Linked DNA regions of Homo sapiens: region 2 is linked to region 1. The links are chromatin contacts, found by Hi-C or POLR2A ChIA-PET in ENCODE. All regions are on one chromosome and are shown on one strand. Each heading gives the region's core, a stretch centred on a gene start or an enhancer-like site at or near the end of the contact. The rest is flanking DNA. Distances are from core to core; before and after follow the strand shown.

What was found. Hi-C counts contacts between places; a loop is a spot of excess contacts on that map. ChIA-PET counts read pairs that join two places held with the same protein, here RNA polymerase II (POLR2A). Pooled maps may share reads with other maps.
Region 2: a loop to region 1 is called in a map of body of pancreas, with 4 times the contacts of the local background. The contact joins two enhancer-like sites. A Hi-C loop is called at or near these places in 7 of 168 maps with a recorded cell type or tissue (HepG2, Panc1, Right ventricle myocardium inferior and 3 more) and 3 of 50 pooled maps. POLR2A ChIA-PET finds 5 or more read pairs at or near these places in 3 of 52 experiments (OCI-LY7, RWPE1 and activated T-cell).

The regions. Positions count from the first base shown.
Region 1 is chr9:13,511,771-13,516,962 of GRCh38, reverse strand. No RefSeq gene overlaps it. Among named protein-coding and RNA genes, the nearest start is that of LINC01235, 83 kb to the right of the region's middle. Within about 2 kb of position 3,147, at least 6 of the 41 ENCODE cell types and tissues checked have a DNase peak (open chromatin) inside an H3K27ac peak, as active enhancers do; they include heart right ventricle, where a contact is called at or near this core.
Region 2 is chr9:13,566,098-13,571,289 of GRCh38, reverse strand. No RefSeq gene overlaps it. Among named protein-coding and RNA genes, the nearest start is that of LINC01235, 140 kb to the right of the region's middle. Within about 2 kb of position 2,634, at least 9 of the 41 ENCODE cell types and tissues checked have a DNase peak (open chromatin) inside an H3K27ac peak, as active enhancers do; they include heart right ventricle, where a contact is called at or near this core.

The DNA.
Region 1 (5,192 bases), core at 1,898-4,397:
AATCTAGTCTTCTACTTGCCCAGGCTAAAAAGTCCTAGGAATCATCCCTGACCCTCTCTTTCTCACCACTCAAATCCAAACTTTCAGGAATTCAATCTACTTTTTTCTTCATAAGCTATCCAGAATTTACTCATTTTCCATCTCCTCTATTGCTGCCTCCCTGTTCTGAGCATTTCTTGCTTGGCCTAAACATTAGGCTTCTAACATCTCTCCCTAATTCTACTCTTGCTTCACATTAGTCTATTCTCAACACAGCAGTCACCGTGATTCATTACATCAGTCAGGGCCCACTTACGAGACAGGAATCACACTAGTTATATTAATAGAGAGAGTAATATAAATAATTGCTACCTGGAATAAAGTTATTAACTGAGTAAGCAAACAGACAAAAAGGGGTATAACAGAGGTAAAAAGAGCAGAAAGCATCTTCTATAGCTGGGGACTAGAGAAAAGAGATTGGAAATATTAAAACTTAACTAGCTTAGTCCTCTAATGAGAGGCACTGAGGTTTCTGAGAGAGTGTGATGAGGTTAGCTCTGGACTGTTAGAAACACTGAAAACTGCTGCTAAGAGAAGGGACTCCTACTACTAGGTTGAAAGAAGCATTGCTAGAAACATGACACACATACGAAGCCCACAAGAAGCAAACAGGAAGGAACAAGTCCCTTCTCTCGCCTTCATTCTTGCTGTCCCCCTCTACTGTCTCCTGTGGACAGAGCCTAACAGGAGGAACCTGTAAAAAAGAAGTGTGGTCTGAAGAGTCCCATCCTCAGCATCACAAAGTCAAGTATCAGAAGGATGAGTTTGGAGTTAAGAGATGAGAACACCGTCTACAATTATTAAAAGAGTAGAAAAAAGGATACAATAAAAAAAAAAGAGACAATAGTTTAATAACTGGCACATCTGTTTGAAAAGTTAATCAGATAATGCATCCGTTTGCTTAAAACCCTGCAAGACCTCACCATTTTACTATAGTAAAGGTCAAAGTCCTTACAGTGACCTACGGGGCTTTATATGATCTGGTCGCAGATCTCTGACCTTGTGTAAAACTCCTCTATTCCTTATTCTCTCTGCTCCAGCTACTCTTCTCGGGCCTTCTTGTTCTCTCTTAAATACCTTTGGCACTATTCTGTCTTCGAGCCTTTGCTCAAACTGTTCCTTCTTCCACTTCTGGAATGTTCTTTCCCTAGTATGGCTAATTCTTCCACTTTCTTCAATCTTTTGATAACATCTCATTTTTTCAAGAAGGCTTATCCTGACAACCCTATTTAATACAGTAAGCTGCCCATCACCTCCACACTGCACTCTCAATTCTGTGACTTGGCTATGTGTTTTCTTTTTTTCAACAGCACTCATCAACTTGTGTCACACTGTATAATTTATTTATGCATTATGCTTATTATTGTGGCCCTTTTCTTTGCTCCCATAACGTAAGCTCCTTAAGAACAAGAATTTTTTTTATTTCTCATATGGCTCAAGGATAAAGAACAATGCCCAACACAGGGTAGGCATATATTAAACATTTATTGAGGTGAAAAGATTTCACTTAGTCATCCCTGTAGAGTTATTCATGGGAATGGGGAGAGTGATCTTAAAATTAGAATGCTCCAAAAGTAATTAATGCATGATATCTAGATTGACTTGGTCATTTTGCAGTAGTCTTAATTTATCAGTACAGAGAATTCTGTTTTGTGTACCTTAATATACAGATTAATTTAGTTTTTTATGGGTTAAGCCTTGAAGAAGTAGGAGATAGCCCTAAATATAGCAGTTTCATGAGGGAAGGTAACCTGGAGTAAAAATTTCACCTCAACCATGAAATGATTGATGTACAGGCAAATAAGAGTCAATTGCTCAGCAAGTATATGAACACAAAACAACAATTGTACCCTTAAGATATTAAAATCCAAATCAAAGCCAAGTGTGGTGGCTCACGTGTGTAATCCCAGCACTTTGGGAGGCCAAGGCTGGTGGGTCATTGAGGTTAGGAGTTTGAGACCAGCCTGTCTAACATGGTGAAACCCCATCTCTACTAAAAATATAAAAGTTAGCTGGGCGTGGTAGCAGGTGCCTGTAATCCCAGCTACTCGGGAGGCTGAGGCAGGAGAATCATTTGAACCTGGGAGGCGGAAGCTTCAGTGAGCCAAGATCGTGCCACTGCACTCCAGCATGGGTGACGGAGAAATTCCATCTCAGAAAATATTAAAATAAAATCCAAATTAATATTCTCACTTATAAATTCCTACTTATTTTCCATAAGTCAAAAGAGACCATGTTTTAAAGGACCTTTTCCCCTGCATTAAAAAAGTAGCATTTTAAATAATAAAGTGGTAGTTACATAGCTGTTTGCTTCATAATATTTTCTTAACATGAACCAATATGTTTTGTGTATTTTTTCTAAATGCATGTTGCATTTCACAATAGAAAAATGAAAAATGTTCTAAAAACCACATACAGCAAGACTTTCATGAATATAGAGAGGTATAAAACAAATTGAGGTAAACCCTTAACATTGTGTTTTCAGACAACCTGATAAATTTACTTCAAAATTGCACATCCTCTGCCGCTCCCACCTCTGTGAGCTCCTGGTGTGAATGGTTTGCTCTGCCTCAGACAGGGTGACTGAGGAATGCCAGGTGCGCCGCTGCATTCGGAGGCAGGCAGGCAGCAAGGAGACAAAGGCCTCGCAGTGCTCTCACTCAGACAGCGCAGGATCAGACTCCCTCTGAGTGATTAGCCTCTGGGGTACCCAACAATAACAGACTCACGCAGGTTTTCAAAACAGAGAAACAGCTTTCACGAAGCTAATAACTTCAGGCCTGTGTGAGTCCTGGGAATAGGCTCTCCTCCCTCCGAGAGGCCTCTGAAAGCCTGGTTCCCCACAACCTAAAGCAAAGTTAAAGCCCTCTTCCTCAAGGTCACCAAATAAAAACCAGATGAGTCCAGAGGGCAGATGGGACGCTCCTGGACACCTCTGGATGTGTTCTTGAAAGAGAGGTGGGAAGAGGAGAAACCGTGCAGAGAGGGGAGAGTTGGTAACACGCTGACTGAGCAGTGACAAAGCACTAACAGGAAGGGAGAGGCCCTGTTCCGCCTGAAGGCAAAATAAACTGACAACAGCCGGGAAGATGGGACAGAGAGAGAAGTCAAAAGAGGCATACCAGGAGCTGTCTCGGCAGGCCTAGGCTGAGAAAAGCCCAGCCTCCTCGCAAATCCATGTGGGATAAAGACTGTACAGTTTAACAGGAGAAATGAATAAGAGCCATAAAAATGCTGCGCATAATCCTATCTGGGTCACTTATTATAGTATATCATGTAAATATCATATGAGGATGCCGACCTTCAAAAAAAGAAAATTCCACAGAACATTTTCTTCTTCGGCAATAGGGAGGGTTTTCTGAAGCATACAGCTTTACTGAATTAATAACTTCCTCTCTGTCTCTGTCGACTCTGGGGGCCCCTGATCTCATCTTTCCTCTCTCTGCGTCCAAAATAAGTTAGAAAGAGGTCACGTGGAATGGCCCTGAGAAGTAAACTTATAAAGAAAAGCTAGTTTTTACTGCCCTCCATAGCCTCCTTGCTTCCTCCATACCCTGTTCTTCCCCGATCCAAACACAAGAACACTCTCCTCTTTTTGGCTCCATTACTTGACTCCAAGGAAAAGTTACTCCCTTGGAAGAAAGAAAAGAAGGAAAGGCCAATCCAAGCACATTTTTTGAAACATTAAAACCTGAATTCCCAGTCTTTTAGTGATAGGTGCAAATCTGCTCTCCATTCAAAGCTGGAAAGCCATGTGTGGAAGGAAACCTGCTGAGAGCATCAGTATCTTCTTCTTCTTCTTTTCTTTTCCTTTTTTTTTTTTTTTTTTTTTTTTGAGAGGGAGTCTCACTCTGTCACCCAGGCTGGAGAGCGGGCAGCGGTGCGATCTCAGCTCACTGCAACCTCCGCCTCCCGGGTTTAAGCGATTCTCGTGCCTCAGCCTCCCTAGTAGCTGAGTTTACAGGCACACACCACCATGCCTGACTAATTTTTGTATTTTTAATAGAGATGGTGTTTTGCCATATTGGCCAGGCTGGTCCCGAATTCCTGACCTCAGGTGATCCACCCACCTCGGCCTCCCAAAATGCTGGAATTACAGGCGTGAGCCACTTTGTCTGGCCTGCATCTTCGCTTCTAGTGAGCTCTGCCTGATCCTTCCTAATGCTAAGTATGTTAGGCAAACTTGGCAGCTTTCAGCCAAGAATTCTTTCCCACCAGAAATGTTCACCAGAAGCAGGGCATCTGAGTGCAACTGCATCTATGATTTCAGTGGCAAAACTGCTTTGGACCCTATCTCAACAGATGGTCTTTATCTATCCTCCTCAAACCATAGTGCATGAACTTCATTTTAAATACACTTTTACTTTTGAAATATCTCATATCCCGCATGCTCTTTTCTCAATTCTTGACATTTAAATTATATCCCTTTTTTAAAATATGAGCCCAAGATGTAATAGAATTGATCACTTCTGCTACCTAGTTAACATGTTTGGGTGGGGAGGGGAACTTAACCACCCACAGTGCTCTCTCTGGGAACGACATCACCACCCTCCCTGCTGAAGAGATAGGGCAAGTTCCTTCCACATGATCCTTCTCTCCAGTACAATGGACTAGACTAGAGGTGAAAAAACTGCCCCAAGGCCAGTCAATTCAGCAGCTGGCTAGAATCCCTCAGGCCAACTCTCACTGTGTCTTCAATTTAAACTAAACGACACAGACAGAGAGAATCAGTCAAACATGTCACTATGTTTTAATATTTTCCCTCATTCCCCAAGAAGATTGTGTGGAGCTTTCATTTTCAGAATTTGCATAATGAAATAATGGCTATATTTTAACTTTTCCAAATATAAAGTTATATTAAAATATGAAAGATGGATGTTCATACTGCTCATCCCCCTCCTCTCCATAATTAAAGATTGAGATATGCACACTCCATCTGGAGTAGACACGCTAGCTCAGTTGAGAATCAGGGCTGCAGTTGGCAAATGAGAGTATTGGGCCTGTAAGATGAAACACACTGCGGGTCACCATGTGGGACCATGTGTAGGCAATAGAAGCCAGTCTGGTGAAAGAGTGGGCAGACAGTCACAGATAACTAGAGCTGAAATAAAGCATGCAAACCCTGAGACATATTGTGAAGATATTTTGTGACC
Region 2 (5,192 bases), core at 1,385-3,884, 55 kb before region 1:
ATGAGCAACTTATAACTTGCATCATGCTTGTGTTCAAATAGAAAGGAGTAACTTTCAGTTCAGTCTTGTGTACCTTACAGTGGATAACTAGAAAAGAGGAGAATGAACTCAGAGAAAAGACAGGGTTGGGTTGGGCACAGTGGCTCACGACCTAGCACTTTGGGAGGTCGAGGCTGAGATCAGGAGTTCAAGACCAGCCTGGCCAACATGGTGAAACCCTGTCTCTAGTAAAAACAAACAAACACACAAAAAGACAAAATCAAAATTAGCCAGGTGTGGTGGCTCGTGCCTGTAATCCCAGCTACTTGGGAGGCTGAGGCAAGAAAACCACTTGAACTCAGAGGTGGAGGTTGCAGTGAGCTGAGATCTTGCCACTGCACTCCAGCCTGCGTGACAGAGTAAGACTGTGTCTCAAAAAAATAAAAATAAAAGACAGGGTTGAGTCTAAAAACATGACATAATAACACTGGCAGTGTACAGTCTGTTTCTGGGAATGAATTTCCTGATTTTTCTATCTCATTCACATGGCTGGCCCAAATGCTGACTGTGAACCCTGAGAAGCCTAACTGGACATTTGTCATAAACTCCAAGTACACAGACATTCTTGTATAAGATCATGGTTATTGCAAGACGACTGGTACAATTAAAGCACTTCTGTAATTCTACGTGGGAACCTGCTGTGTCTAGTATTATAAGACAGGTTTTGGACTCCAGATTTGAGAAGTAGATGACTAAGAAATACTGGCAAGTGCTAATTCCTGTCCCTGGATAAAAAAAGACCATAAAGGCCCCAGATAAAATATGATGCTGGCTTATTTTTCAGACACATTTTCTGGAAATTTGTGATCTCCACCAATCTTAAAAAAAAAAAGAAGAAGAAAAAGTAATGTCCATTTCTGGATCCTTGGGCCAGGCTCCCTTAGTCAGTTCTCTATTTTTCTTACCACCCAGATACTAAAACATTTGGCATACGTGGGATCATAGTGTTTCAGAGCTGGAAGGGAAGCTCTCCCACCCTGGTTTTATCTGTAGGCTGGATAAAGGTTTGGGATTTAGCAATAGGCTTTGCTAACTCAGCTTGTAAAAATCACATCCTTTATCAACTCCCCAGATGGTTTAGATCATTAAAAACACAACAAAACAAAACAAAAGCCCTTCAGAGTGTACACTGTGAAGATATTCTCTAATTTCCAAGAAAAATAAATATATGTCGAATTTCTCACAGATTTCTCACACTCTCTCAGTATACAGCCAGAATTGTTGTGGTGAATGGAGAACTTAAAAGCATCGTTTTTGAAACTGCAAAGCCTTGTGCTGAATACTTAACTTCCAACAGCCCCTTTGCCTTTCCAGCTTGTCCATCAGTCCCCAATTCCAAGTCAGTATTTATCTATTGGAGCTTAGCTTAAACTGAAAAGTGGATGTCTTTATTCAATAAATTTGGGGCAACTGGCTCTCAATAAGCAACAAAAACAAAAAGGCTATTTCAAGTCAAAGAGACCTCAAGAAACTATCCCACCATCTGCTGGGGAGAGAGAAATGAGCCTGTGGGCCAATAGCTCTTTATTGAACAGAAGAAATAGTATTGTCATCTAAATTTTCTGCAACACTCTTTGGATCAAAATATTATAATCACAGCAAATAGATGCAGCAAATAGATGTGGCCACACTTAATGGATACTCAAAGGGCCAAACCACTGCTCACTTTGGATCATTTACTGTCATTTGGAAGTAAAACTGGGGGGCCGAGGGGGCTGGGGCTGGAGGGAGAAAGGGAGACCTTACGTTAAGCTGGCATGCACCAGTGGATAAATGGCTGGCATTTGCAGAGCTGCATTGCAGGGGAGCTTTTAGCGGTTTGCCACTGCCAGCTGATGTCTCTGTGAACATCAGTGCCAAGAAGCCAAAAATGAAAGCAGGTGCAGGGGCAGAGGAACTGAATGTTGAGGGCGAAGGGGAGGGGGATTCAGCAACAGAACTTCTGTTGTTAAAAATTGGTTGCCTTCATTAAAACCTAAACAATGCCTCACTTTAAACTCTGCATAACATTTTTAGCCCTGCTAGAGTCCTGCACACACACTTAAGACAAGCCTCTTACATTTATGCACTAGACTAAGAGACTCTTTTTTGTTTGTCTCTCTCCAAAGCTGTGGATTGTCTGCTAGACGGCTGAACTCCGATTAGAGCAGCTTTCCTTCCGAAGCCAGGAGCATCTGCTTCTGAAAGTGCCCCTTTGCTCCCGTCTCTCCCAGAGTGCCCCCTCTTCAGAAAGTCCCACTTCGACACAACCAGGGCCTGGGAACAGGGAATATTCCTGAACTCGGCGTGTCTTCGCCAAGCAGTGTCGCCAGTTCAGCTCTCTGAAATGCTGCTTTCCGATGAGAAAACAGACGGGACTCAGTGTCGCCGGCGATTTACATTTCCCTCAAAAGCTCTATGTTCCTGCAACATTGTTCCCCGAGCCCACCGTAAGTGACAGCAGGAAAAAAAAACAATGGGAGTAAGCGAAGAATAAAGGTAAAGGTTCAAGACCAACAGAGAGAAGGAACTAAGGCTTGCCACGGGGCACATTAAAAATGAAGAATAAAACAGAAAGACATCTGCCCCCTCTGCTGCCCAGCACGGCTGAGCCATTTCCAGCAGTGACTTCATCAGTGACCAGCCCAAACTGGAGAATGTGAAAGTCATCTTTCATAGAGATAGGACAAAAATACTGATCACACACAGCCTTCTCACAACTGTGATGGAGGAAGAACAAACCCCAATGAGAGGAAACTGCAGGCAATCCATGTGCTTGGTTGAAAATACAGTTTGCTTTGTGTTTTCTAATGGACATTACTGCAATGAGGGAAATAGCATGTTTGTTTTTACAGGCTTTTAGAAAATACAGAAATGACAAAGTTCATCTACAAGCCAGATGCTCGGCACAAACCAGAAAGAGCTCAATCTACTAAAACTAGGATGCCACAACTTTGGGGTCAAAAATTGTAATTATAATTTAGCATGGATATGTATGGTGACTGTTGGGAATGGTAGTGAGAATTAGGTTTTTTTTTTCCTATGGCCTTACACTTGGGAATAGTTTATAGTGAATCTTCATATCTTCTACCACAAAGTATTACTGTTTTGTCCGTAGTAAGTTTGGTTATAATGAACTTTTAAAACCCAGAAGAAAGTTTAAAAACTCAAACCAGAAACACAAACAGGATCAGATGCCAAAAGCGTGAGTGGACAGAAATGAACTTAGTTCATAAAGCAAGTAAAGTCTAACTTTTAGTCTGAATGAAATATTGAGTTTGGACAACGGGATACTGCAAAACTGAGAAATCTGAGAGAAGTGGAATGCTCTAATAGGAAAAAACAAAAAACTGGCCAAGACTAGGAGAAGGCATTCCAAAAAAAGAAGCAGAGATGGCTAATAATATAAAACAACGCTCAATCTCAGGATTAAAAAAACAAAAATGTAGAAGTGAAAGAATGCTCACCTACAAAATGCATATCTGAAAAACATTCTCAATATTGTTAAGGATTTGAGGGAAATGAACTCAAATCTTAAAAGGAAATTGAAAAAACGTGCACAAAAATCCTTAAACATTATGACTGATAGAAAGTTATCTTGGCCAAATACTAAAACAAGTAATATATTTACATACAAAAGAGTTCACTGTGTGGTTTTAAATATCACACAGTGATATTTAAATATTAAAAATAGAAATATAATTATTAAAATATAAGAAAATGGCTAAGAAAATTATGGTATATACATAAATCATGTTTTAGAAAAATATTCACTGACATGGGAAAGGGCTTGTAACATGCTTGCTTAATGAAAAAAATAGGTTGTAAAACAGTATAGTTAATACAGGGTGATCTTAATTATGTGTGAAGCATCTACGTGAAAATGTTAACAGCAGTTGTTATAAGCCCTAGGATTACAGGTGATTTTTTCTTAATTTTCCCCCTTTATTCCTTCTTTATTTTTTCAAAATTTTCAAAATGAAAATTTATGTATTTTGAAATTTTATTGTAGAGTATTATATTAAAAAGTACACACATGGGGCAGGGCGCGGTGGCTCACGCCTGTAATCCCAGCACTTTGGGAGGCCGAGGAGGGCGGATCACGAGATCAGAAGATTGAGACCACCCTGGCTAACACAGTGAAACCCTGTCTCTACTAAAAATACAAAAAATTAGCCGGGCATGGTGACGGGCGCCTGTATTCCCAGCTACTCGGGAGTCTGAGGCAGGAGAATGGTGTGAACCCGGGAGGCGAAGGTTGCAGTGAGCTGAGATCTCACCACCGCACTCCAGCCTGGTGACAGAGCGAGACTCTGTCTCAGAAAAAAGAGGATAGAGAGAGAGAGCCTTCTCCCTCTATCACAGTTGTGAGAAGGCTGTGTATGATCGGTATTTTTGTCCTATCTCTATGAACATATGAAAATATATCTCCACAAACTTAAGAAACGTCCCTGTAACCAGCATCCACATCGAGAAACAGAACACCACTAGTTCCCGGAACATCAATCCTGCCCCTTCCAGTTCTCTTATCTCTCCTACAAGATAAACTCTCTCCTGACTTGTAACACCACAGATGAGATTTGCCTTTTGTGTATTTTAAATGAAGGAATCATACAGCATATAATCTTTTGTGCTTGACTTTTTAGATTCAATATTGAAAATATATTAGTTAAGCTAGGGACTGGAATGTAGTTAAGACATTCACACAAGGCAGTTTGTTGTCTGGGGGCTTCTCCTAGTGACTCCAGGCCCCATTCCTGTCCACCTGCCAGCTGTGTACTCTGAATCCAGTATTCGGATGTTCCAAATGTTCCCTGAACTCTAATATCATGTGTATTATCCATTAGGAAATTAATCCTCACCTGCTAACCTATTATTTGCTGTTGCATCAAACTTTTAGTTATCTCCTCCATGTTTAATTTGCCATGTCTTGTTTGTATCTAAGAGTCACTAGATGCCTATCATGTGCCAGGTATACTATCTCTATGTGGTAATAATATTATCCCCACTTTGTAGGTCAGAGAAAGTAAACTTGGAGAAGGTCAGCGATTTCCCCTAGGTTATAAAGTTAGAATTTGATAGAACCCCAACCTGCACCCAGGTCCTTGGACAAGGCATCAAATGGTCCTCCATGGTGCCCAATTTCCTCATTGTCCATAGTTGATCCTCACTAG